Regions from separate parts of the Homo sapiens genome. Here regions 1 and 3 are each linked to region 2. Evidence: chromatin contacts called from ENCODE Hi-C or POLR2A ChIA-PET data. All regions are on one chromosome and are shown on one strand. The core of a region is the stretch at or near the end of the contact, and the rest is flanking DNA. Distances in the headings are between cores, read along the strand shown. Region 1 holds the start of PPP1R3F (protein phosphatase 1 regulatory subunit 3F). Region 2 holds the start of GPKOW (G-patch domain and KOW motifs). Region 3 holds the start of KCND1 (potassium voltage-gated channel subfamily D member 1).

Region 1 (2,700 bases), core at 5-2,504, 150 kb after region 2:
CCCAATCAACTTCTGGTAGCACACAGTCAGGTCAGTGTTTGCTGAGCTGAAATTTAAAAAAGTGAATCCTTCAGAAAGTTAAATTTCCTATTCGGCCATTCATTCAACAATAGTATCAAGTCCTGGAGAGTGCTTGCGGCTAACAATCAGGGGCATTCTTGGCTTGTGGCACTGCTCAAGAAAAGGTTGTAGTTGGGCAGGGAGGACCCAGTAAGTAACTAACTGCAACAGGACAGTCATTTTCACTTTCCTAGTTCACACACCAAGGTGTGGTCTAGGCCTTCAGGGGCTCTGGGTATTCCTGGGGCAATGGGGAGTCACGGAGGGTTAGGGAGAGGGTAACCCCATCCCTGAGAAGCACATTTTTCCTAATGGCTGCCTGCGTTCTATGGTTCTGCTGTCCGGCCACCCAATACCTCAGACTCTGTCTACACAGCGTCCTCCTCTCCAGCCTCCTTATTGGCTACTCATGCCTCCCTTCACACCACCTACACTGCCCCCGTCGGCTCTGCTTTTTTCCCCATCTTGCCTCCAAGTCCTCCCTCCGTCCCGCTGCACTATCTAGCCTCGGCATTGGCTCATCCCATACTAGTACTGTCCTTTGAGGTCTCTACGCCTTCACCCTGGCTCCCTCATTGGCTATCCGCCAGCTCTCGTCCTCGCTCCCGCCTTCAGCCTCCACCTCCATTGGCTCGGCTCCCTACACACCCGCCTCTTGGTCTCCTTTTAGCCTTCGTATTGGCTAGCTCCACCTTGGCACCACCCCTTCGAAGCCGCAGTGCACGCTCACAAGCCTCCCCATTGGCTCGCTGCAGCCATTGTCGTCATCCCACGCGTGGCTCTCCATTGGCTGTTCTCTCTCTCTAGCTACCGTTCCACCGCCTACGCAACCCGCGGGATCTCCCACTTTTTGGGCCTCTGCGTTCGTTCCCGGCTGCCCTCATCGCCTGTAGCCATTCCACTTTTCCCACCGCCCACATGCCTCTCTCGCTCAGACTTCCGCATTAGCTGTCTGCTTCTGTTTTCTTCATCATGGATTTCGCACCACCCCCATTCCGGCCTCTCCATTGATTCCTCGATCATCCCGCCCCCTACACCGCCCACTCCCGGGCATCCCCATTGGCTGCGTGCTTCTCCGGCTCTCAATTCGCTGTACGTCATCCGTGCATGGCTGCCCATTGGCCCTCTGCAATACTTGTCTTCATCTCACCGCCTATGCCCCCGTGAGCCGTACCCCTCCGCGCTGGCCTTCCCATTGGCTGCCCGCCCCTTCAGGCCCTGCCCCCGCCGGTCCCGCCGCCGGTGCCGTCGGTGCCGCCGCCGCCGCCGATATGGCGCGTACGGCCCCTGTGGAGCCCCCGCTGCGGCATTCCGCGCCCCCCTCGCCGGCCGCGGGTGAGCCCCGCACCTCGGTCGAGGCGGCGGTGGCCCCGCGGAGGGTGCTGTTCGCCGACGAGGCCTTGGGGCTGCCGCTGGCGCAGTTGCGCCGCTACCGGCCGTGGGGCGGGCCCGGGGCGGGCAAGATGGCGGCGGCGGCCGGGCAAGATGGCGGCGGCGGCGGCGGGGCCGACGAGGACGACGATGGCGAGGATGGGGATGAAGGGGAGGAGGAAGAGGAGGCTTGCCCCGAGCCCTCACCGCTGTGCCCCGTCCCCGCTGGCGGGGGGTTTTACCTGGTCCCCACATTTTCGCTGCCGCCCGCGCCGGGCCGTCTGGAGCGCTTGGGGCGCGTCATGGTGGAGCTGGAGGCGCTGCTGCCGCCTCCCGGAGCGGTCCCCGGGGGTGCCGGGGTGTGGGTGCCTGGGGGCCGCCCGCCGGTGCTGCGCGGGTTGGTACGCGTGCTGAACCGCTCCTTCGAGAAGGCGGTGCACGTGCGGGCCTCACACGACGGCTGGGCTTCCTTTTGCGACCACCCAGCGCGCTACGTCCCGCGCAGCCCGCCGTGGGCAGGAGCGGGAGGAACAGGAGCAGGAGATCCCATCCTGGATCCGGGGCTCGGCCTGGGTCCCGGCCAGGCATCCGCCTCCTCGCCCGACGACGGCGGCCGCACCGACCGCTTTGCCTTCCAGCTGCCCTTTGCTGAGGGCGCGGGCGATGGGGCGCGCCTCGACTTCGTGGTGCGCTATGAGACCCCTGAGGGCACTTTCTGGGCCAACAACCACGGCCGCAACTACACAGTCCTGCTCCGGATCGCACCCGCTCCCACACCCACTGATGCCGAAGGGCTGCCCCAGCAGCAGCAGCTGCCGCAGCTGGAGCCACAGCCCGAGTGCCAGGGTCCCGTGGAGGCTGAGGCCAGGCAGCTGAAGAGCTGCATGAAGCCGGTGAGGCGCAGGTAATGTCAGCCAGCGCCACCTCCGCCAACGCAGGGCTGTGTCTGGGATGGAGGACAAGCATTCCGGCCCAGGAACCCCTCAGGCCTGCTCTCCAGGACAGGGAGGAGGGTGCATTGAGTCAGTCAGTCAAAGAGTGATGGAGGTCAAACACGTGCTAGGCACTGTTTTAACTGGGGTTTTATTCCTCCATTTATTGAGTTCCACTGTAAAGCCCTGAACAAGACAGACATCTACCCTACCCTCAAGGATTCATACAGGCTCCTATGGGAGACAGTTTGAAAAAACAAGCAAGCAAGCAGATAGGATAAATAGGGACAAAGTTAGCTGCTGAAGGGAGTAAGGGGATAGATTGGGAGGGAATGAC
Region 2 (2,700 bases), core at 174-2,673:
GACTTTCCCTGCTACGTGCAGGGACACAGCCTGGCGGACAGGGCAAAGAAAGGCTGGGGCAGGAGGGGGACAAGGGGCCAGCTCACTGTCTCTGCCCGGGGTTCGCTGTCTGCCCCTTCCCCGCTGGGGGTGCATCCTTTCTGGATCATGGGGATAGCGAGCGTGGGGTCGACACCCGCATTCTCTCTCTCTTCCAGAGACTTCTTGGATTCTAAAGGAAGAATAGGAGGGAGCAATGAAGTCCCACTCTATCCTTCCACCTTCTTCCTCTTCTTCCTTCAATGGGGAAGGGTAAAGGGGTATCACTCACCCGCAATGAGCTCCTTCACAGCCTGGGACACCACCCCATCCGCCAAGGCCCCAGTATCTGTGGATGGCCCAGGGGGCCGGGCTGGTGGCTGCCTGCGATGGCCATTCTGGATCAAAGGGATGACGAGTTCCTTGGGGGCCTCCTGGGGCTTCACACTGATGTGGACACAGAGGGGTGGGGTTGGGAGAATGGCAGGGTCAGTGGGTCACACTCCTTCATTCAGAGAAAACACAAGAGCCAAACTCACCCCAGCCCCACAGACCATGTCTTCCCTACTCCATGTCTGGATCTCCTGTTCCTCTCTGATCGTGCATTCTCTGGATTATCTCCCCAGTGCCCCCAACTCATAAATGTCAGTGCCTTCGAGAAATAAGTCCTGCACTCTCTGTTTAACTCAATACCGGCTTCTACAATGGCCCACAAATCACTATCTTCAGCCCAGACCTTCCCCAGCTCCAGGTTCCCAAACAGCTTCCTAGATGCCTGATTCTCTTCTGGAAATCCCTCCCTCAGACCCCTCAGACACTCCTCTCCTCATTAAGCTGATGGTGGCCTCCATCAACCTGAATCTGCCGCTCCATCCCGTTCCCCATATCGGGGACGCCTCAGCCCTTCAGTTGAGACACTAGCAGGTCCTGTCATTTTCTCATTCTTTCCTTCTCCCAGAACGCACAGACCTTAGTGTCTTCAAGTCCTAAAGACACTTCTTCTCAGTAATACATCCTCTCTTCGCAATTCCCACAGCTATCAGGCCCAATTTCCTCACCCCCTCCTATAAACTCCCGCCTTCTGGCCTCCACGAATTTACTCAGGCTGTGCTTCAGGCTTAACAGGTCACTGTCACCAAGACAAACAACTGAGATTCCTCCCTCCCGCTTACGCCCACCGCAGAGATTTCCAAGGGGTGAAAGACCCGGCGCGTCACCTCTGCAGCTCCCTCCCTTCCACGGTTTTCAAGAAATCCTTCTCCTCCGGAGATGGCCCCGCGCCGTCTCCCGAGTCGGCCAGCCGCCTCCGTGCGGACGTGCGAGTGAAGCCGAATGAAATTGGGGCAGTGGAAGCAGCCGTCAGCGGCAAAACACCCTCTTTGGAGTCAGCCATCTTGCTCCTTTTCCCAGGCCGGCGCGCTGCTTGCTGGGAAATTTAGTTTGGGTTCAGATCGCTAGGGGCCGGCCAAAGTGCGTAAAAACTACCTTCCCATCAACCACTGTGGCACCGGCGGGAGGGGGCGGTAAGGGGCCGTGGGAAGTAATTGTCGCTCTTTCAAACGTGGTGGGAGCGCGTCGCGCCAAGCGCCCAGGGAAATGTAGTTTTTTTTTTGTTTGTTTTGTTTTGTTTTTTAAGATGGAGTCTCGCTCTGTTTCACAGGCTGGAGTGCAGTGGCGTGATCTCGGCTCACTGCAACCTCCGCCTCCCAGGTTCAAGCGATTCTCCTGCCTCAGCCTCCCGAGTAGCTGAGACTAAAGGCATGCGCCACCACGCCTGGCTAATTTTTGTATTTTTAGTAGAGACGGGGTTTCACCGTGTTAGCCAGGATGGTCTCGATTTCCTGACCTCGTGATTCTCCTGCCTCGGCCTCCCACAGTGCTGGGATTACAGGTGTGAGCCACCACGCCTGGCTGGAAATGTAGTTTTTAGCGGGGTAGGCATGGTGGAAGGTGGATTCATTCTTGCCAGACATTAATCTTCCTTCGTGTAGGCGTTTGACAAGTATTTATGGAGCGCCTAATGTGTGCCCTACTTATGTGGGAAGTGTTGATGAAGTAAATCATTTAGAAATAATCAGCTGGGTGTGGTGGCGCGCACCTGTAGTTCCATTTACTCCGCAGGCTGAGGCAGGAGGATGGCCTGAGGCCTGGGAATTCGAGGCTGCACTTAGCTCTTATCGCACCACTGCATTCCAGCCTGGGTGACAGAGCGAGACCCCATCTCTAAAAAAGAAAAAGGTCGGGGGTGGGGGGGATGGAGCGTCAGTTGTGTACAATAATAAATAATAGACATAAAATAAATAATAGACATAAAAAACCCCGTCTCTACTGAAAATACAAAAATTAGAGGGGTGTGGTGGCTCATGCCTGTAATCCCAGCATTTTGGGAGGCCGAGGCTGGTGGATCACCTGAGGTCAGGACTTTGAGACCAGCCTGACTCATATGGTGAAACCCTGTCTCTACTAAAAATACAAAAATTAGCCGGGCGTGGTGGTGGCGCCTGTATCCCCAGCTACTTGGGAGGCTGAGACAGGAGGATTGCTTGAATCCGGGAGACAGAGTTTGCAGTGAGCCGAGATCCTGCCACTGCACTCCAGCCTGGGCGACAGAGCGAGACTCCGTCTTAAAAAAGAAAAAAGAAAGAAAGAAAGAAATAGTGCCTATTGGCCAGGCTCATACCC
Region 3 (2,700 bases), core at 182-2,681, 150 kb before region 2:
CCAGGAGGAAGAACTAAAGAGATGGGAAGGAGTCTGGGGGACATTTACAGAACCTAGGAGGGGCCTGGGCAATGTTCTGAGGGACTGAGAAGGGCCTTGGGGACATGGAGAAGAGCAGAAAAGGGGTGTGGGGATGGGGCCAAGAAGGAGCTGAGGGAGGGTTTAGAGAGACTGAGATGATTCTAAAGGAGTCAGCCTGTGCCTGAGAGGTGTCTGGGGGCGTCTAGAGGGGCCAAGAAACACGTGGGGAATTCTCTGCACTCTCAAGAGTCTCAGGGAAGGCAGAAGAGCCTGGAATTCCTTTGCAGTGGTGGAGAGGAGACTGGGGCATCCAGAGGGGTAGAAATGGGACCAGAGGTGCTTGAAAGAGACTGAGAGTGCCTGGAAGTGGGGGTTCTAGAGGGGCTGAGACAGGTGAGGAGGGTTGTCCACACCCTCAAGACTTCTAGGGGAAGCATAAGAGGGTTAGACCCCCCTCATGGATCTGGAAAGGGAGCTGGTGCATCTTGAGGGGTGGCTGTGGATCCAGGAGGTTGTAAAGAGGCTGAAAGGTGTCTTGGGACTGCCTAGAGTTGCCAAGAATAGCCCGGGGGGGTGTCTATACTCTACAGGAGTTCTGGGGAAGAAAGGAGAGGCCAGAGCCTCCTAGTAGGGCTGGAGAGGGGAAGGGGTTATCTAAAGGGGTAGACAGGGGGCTGGGTTATTTTTTGAGAGGCTGAGAGTTATCTGGGGGAGGTGGGTATCTAGACGGGCCAACAAAGCCTGGTCGACACTCTCAGGAGTTCTACAGGGAGGAAAAAGGGGCCTGGGGAATTCCAAGGGCCGGGACTCAAATGTTAGGAAGTTGGGCACAATCCCAGAGCACCCAGGGGATCTATGAAGACTAAATAAGAGGAAGGGGGTTAACCCCAAAATGGGATTAAGAGGGGGGTGGGGTGTTGAAAGGGAGTTGGGTGTGTCTCCAGGGAGGGGGGCTCCTGGGCTTTGCAGGAAGCTGGCAGGAGACGCCGGGAGAAGGCTGGGTCCCACCGTTGGGGGCAGGTCTGGGGAAACCACACCCCGAGGGGCTGGCGGTGTGTACTGGGCAGTGGCAGTAGCAGCAGCGGCAGCAGGAGGAAGAGAAGCAACCACAGCCAGGCATAGGAGAGAAGGTGGCATAGGCAGGGGGAGGGTGCGGGGTCCCTGGAAGGAGGCCTGGGAAGGGCAAGGTCCAGTGGGACCCCTGGGGACTATCCCAGGATGGGTTAGGGCGTGGGGGCTGGACCAGGGAAGGATGAGGACAGCGCTAGTGGTGGTCCCCCTCCCCCTCTCTCTCGGGGCGTCCTCACCTGTGTCCCCGCTGCAGGAGCAGCAACAGCGGTGGGGCTGGGGGTACCAAACACCCGAGCTCCTGGCCCCCTCTGCAGAGCTGCCTGAGTTCTCCTCCTCCTCTGGCTCTCTCTCCCCGCCCCTCTGAGCTTGCCGGGAGATGGAGAGGCAGGGAGGGGCCTCGTGGCTCCCTGAGCCCCCTCCCCTAGGACAGCCAGAGAGGGACCCTGGGGAGACTCCGCCTCCTACAAAGCTGGTTGGGCCTCAGTCGCGTCATCTGGAAAATGGGGGTGGCAGGGAACTTCGCCAATTCTCTCCACCTCCTTCCTGGACTCCCCTCTCTTCCTGCCCAGCTCCTACCCGCTCTGCCCCCAGGGGCCCCCACCCCCACTCGCCTGAATCAGCAGCACTTAGCAGATCCGATCGATGGGAAGGCGTCTGTTAATGGCCCCAGAGCGGAGTGCCACAGGGAATGATGCAGCGCTGTCCCCTCCCTGCCCCCCAGACTGTGGAAAGGCAGGAGAGCCAGGAGTCGGGGGTAATTGCTGGGGAGTGTTTCTCTAGATGGCCAAGCTTCCGAAGCCGCCCCCTTGAGGGGCGCAGCATGGGTTACAGCCCCAGCTCTAAGACTTCGGCTGTGGGATTGGAGCACGGGACTTCCTGTTTTTAGATATGAAATGAGGGTAAAGGGAATGTAGAGGGGGACAATCCAGGTCCCACCCCCCTACCATCTCAGGCAGGCCCCACTCCGAGGGGGTAGTCTCTCTTATCTGTCCATATCCAGTGGCCTCAAATCACACCTCCTCCGCTAGAGGGCTCTGCTTCTGGATGGCAGGAGCACTGATTATGGAATGCCTCTGGCTGGCTATGGGTGGGTTCAAACCCCAGCTTTGCCACTGACTTGCTGCATCCTTGAGCAAGTGACTTGCATTGTTTCCTCAGTTGTCAGATGGAGAGACTTATCCCAACTTGATAGCGTCATTTGGAGCATTACATGATGTGAAAGGTGATAGCACTGGACACAGCTCACACCAGGGATGCTTAATCTTAATTAAAGGAGTGTGATGACAGGGGCACTGTAATGCAGGGCCAGGCCTAGCCTTTCACCCAAGATTTACCCACCCGTGTAAACTTCCAATTGCCCATTTGGCACACTCCTGATTTGTCCATTTCTACATCCATTCCTCCACCTACCCATCCACCCATTCTCCCACCCACACAATCAATTCCTCTATCCATCCCTCCACCCACCCGTCCACTTAGTCGTTAATCTACCCACCCACTCATTCATCCATTTGTAAGTTCACCCCATTTGGCTGTTTGCCAATCTATCTGTATGTATCCATCCTCTGCCCATCTCTTCCCACCCGGAACACATGCAGGGTGACATCC

Evidence for each region. A loop is a pair of places that touch in the nucleus more often than their neighbours do. ChIA-PET counts read pairs that join two places held with the same protein, here RNA polymerase II (POLR2A). Pooled maps may share reads with other maps.
Region 1: a loop to region 2 is called in a map of B cell, with 26 times the contacts of the local background. The contact joins the promoter of PPP1R3F here to the promoter of GPKOW in region 2. A Hi-C loop is called at or near these places in 6 of 168 maps with a recorded cell type or tissue (B cell, CD8-positive, alpha-beta T cell, OCI-LY7 and 3 more), 12 of 37 single-sample maps with no recorded cell type and 18 of 50 pooled maps. POLR2A ChIA-PET finds 5 or more read pairs at or near these places in 2 of 52 experiments (OCI-LY7 and endothelial cell of umbilical vein).
Region 3: a pooled map shows a loop between it and region 2 (2.5-fold over the local background). The contact joins the promoter of KCND1 here to the promoter of GPKOW in region 2. A Hi-C loop is called at or near these places in 1 of 168 maps with a recorded cell type or tissue (naive thymus-derived CD4-positive, alpha-beta T cell) and 7 of 50 pooled maps. POLR2A ChIA-PET finds 5 or more read pairs at or near these places in 1 of 52 experiments (B cell).

The regions. Positions count from the first base shown.
Region 1 is chrX:49,268,539-49,271,238 of GRCh38, forward strand. PPP1R3F (protein phosphatase 1 regulatory subunit 3F) reads left to right here and starts at 1,255. Exons shown (of 4, transcript NM_033215.5): 1 at 1,255-2,335. The coding sequence starts at 1,332. RefSeq lists enhancers at 344-843, 541-590 and a silencer at 1,291-1,530.
Region 2 is chrX:49,122,312-49,125,011 of GRCh38, forward strand. It overlaps GPKOW (G-patch domain and KOW motifs), which reads right to left and starts at 1,424. Exons shown (of 11, transcript NM_015698.6): 1 at 1,236-1,424; 2 at 311-465; 3 at 87-211. The coding sequence starts at 1,411. RefSeq lists enhancers at 1,094-1,747, 1,748-2,401.
Region 3 is chrX:48,970,413-48,973,112 of GRCh38, forward strand. It overlaps KCND1 (potassium voltage-gated channel subfamily D member 1), which reads right to left and starts at 1,432. Exons shown (of 6, transcript NM_004979.6): 1 at 1-1,432.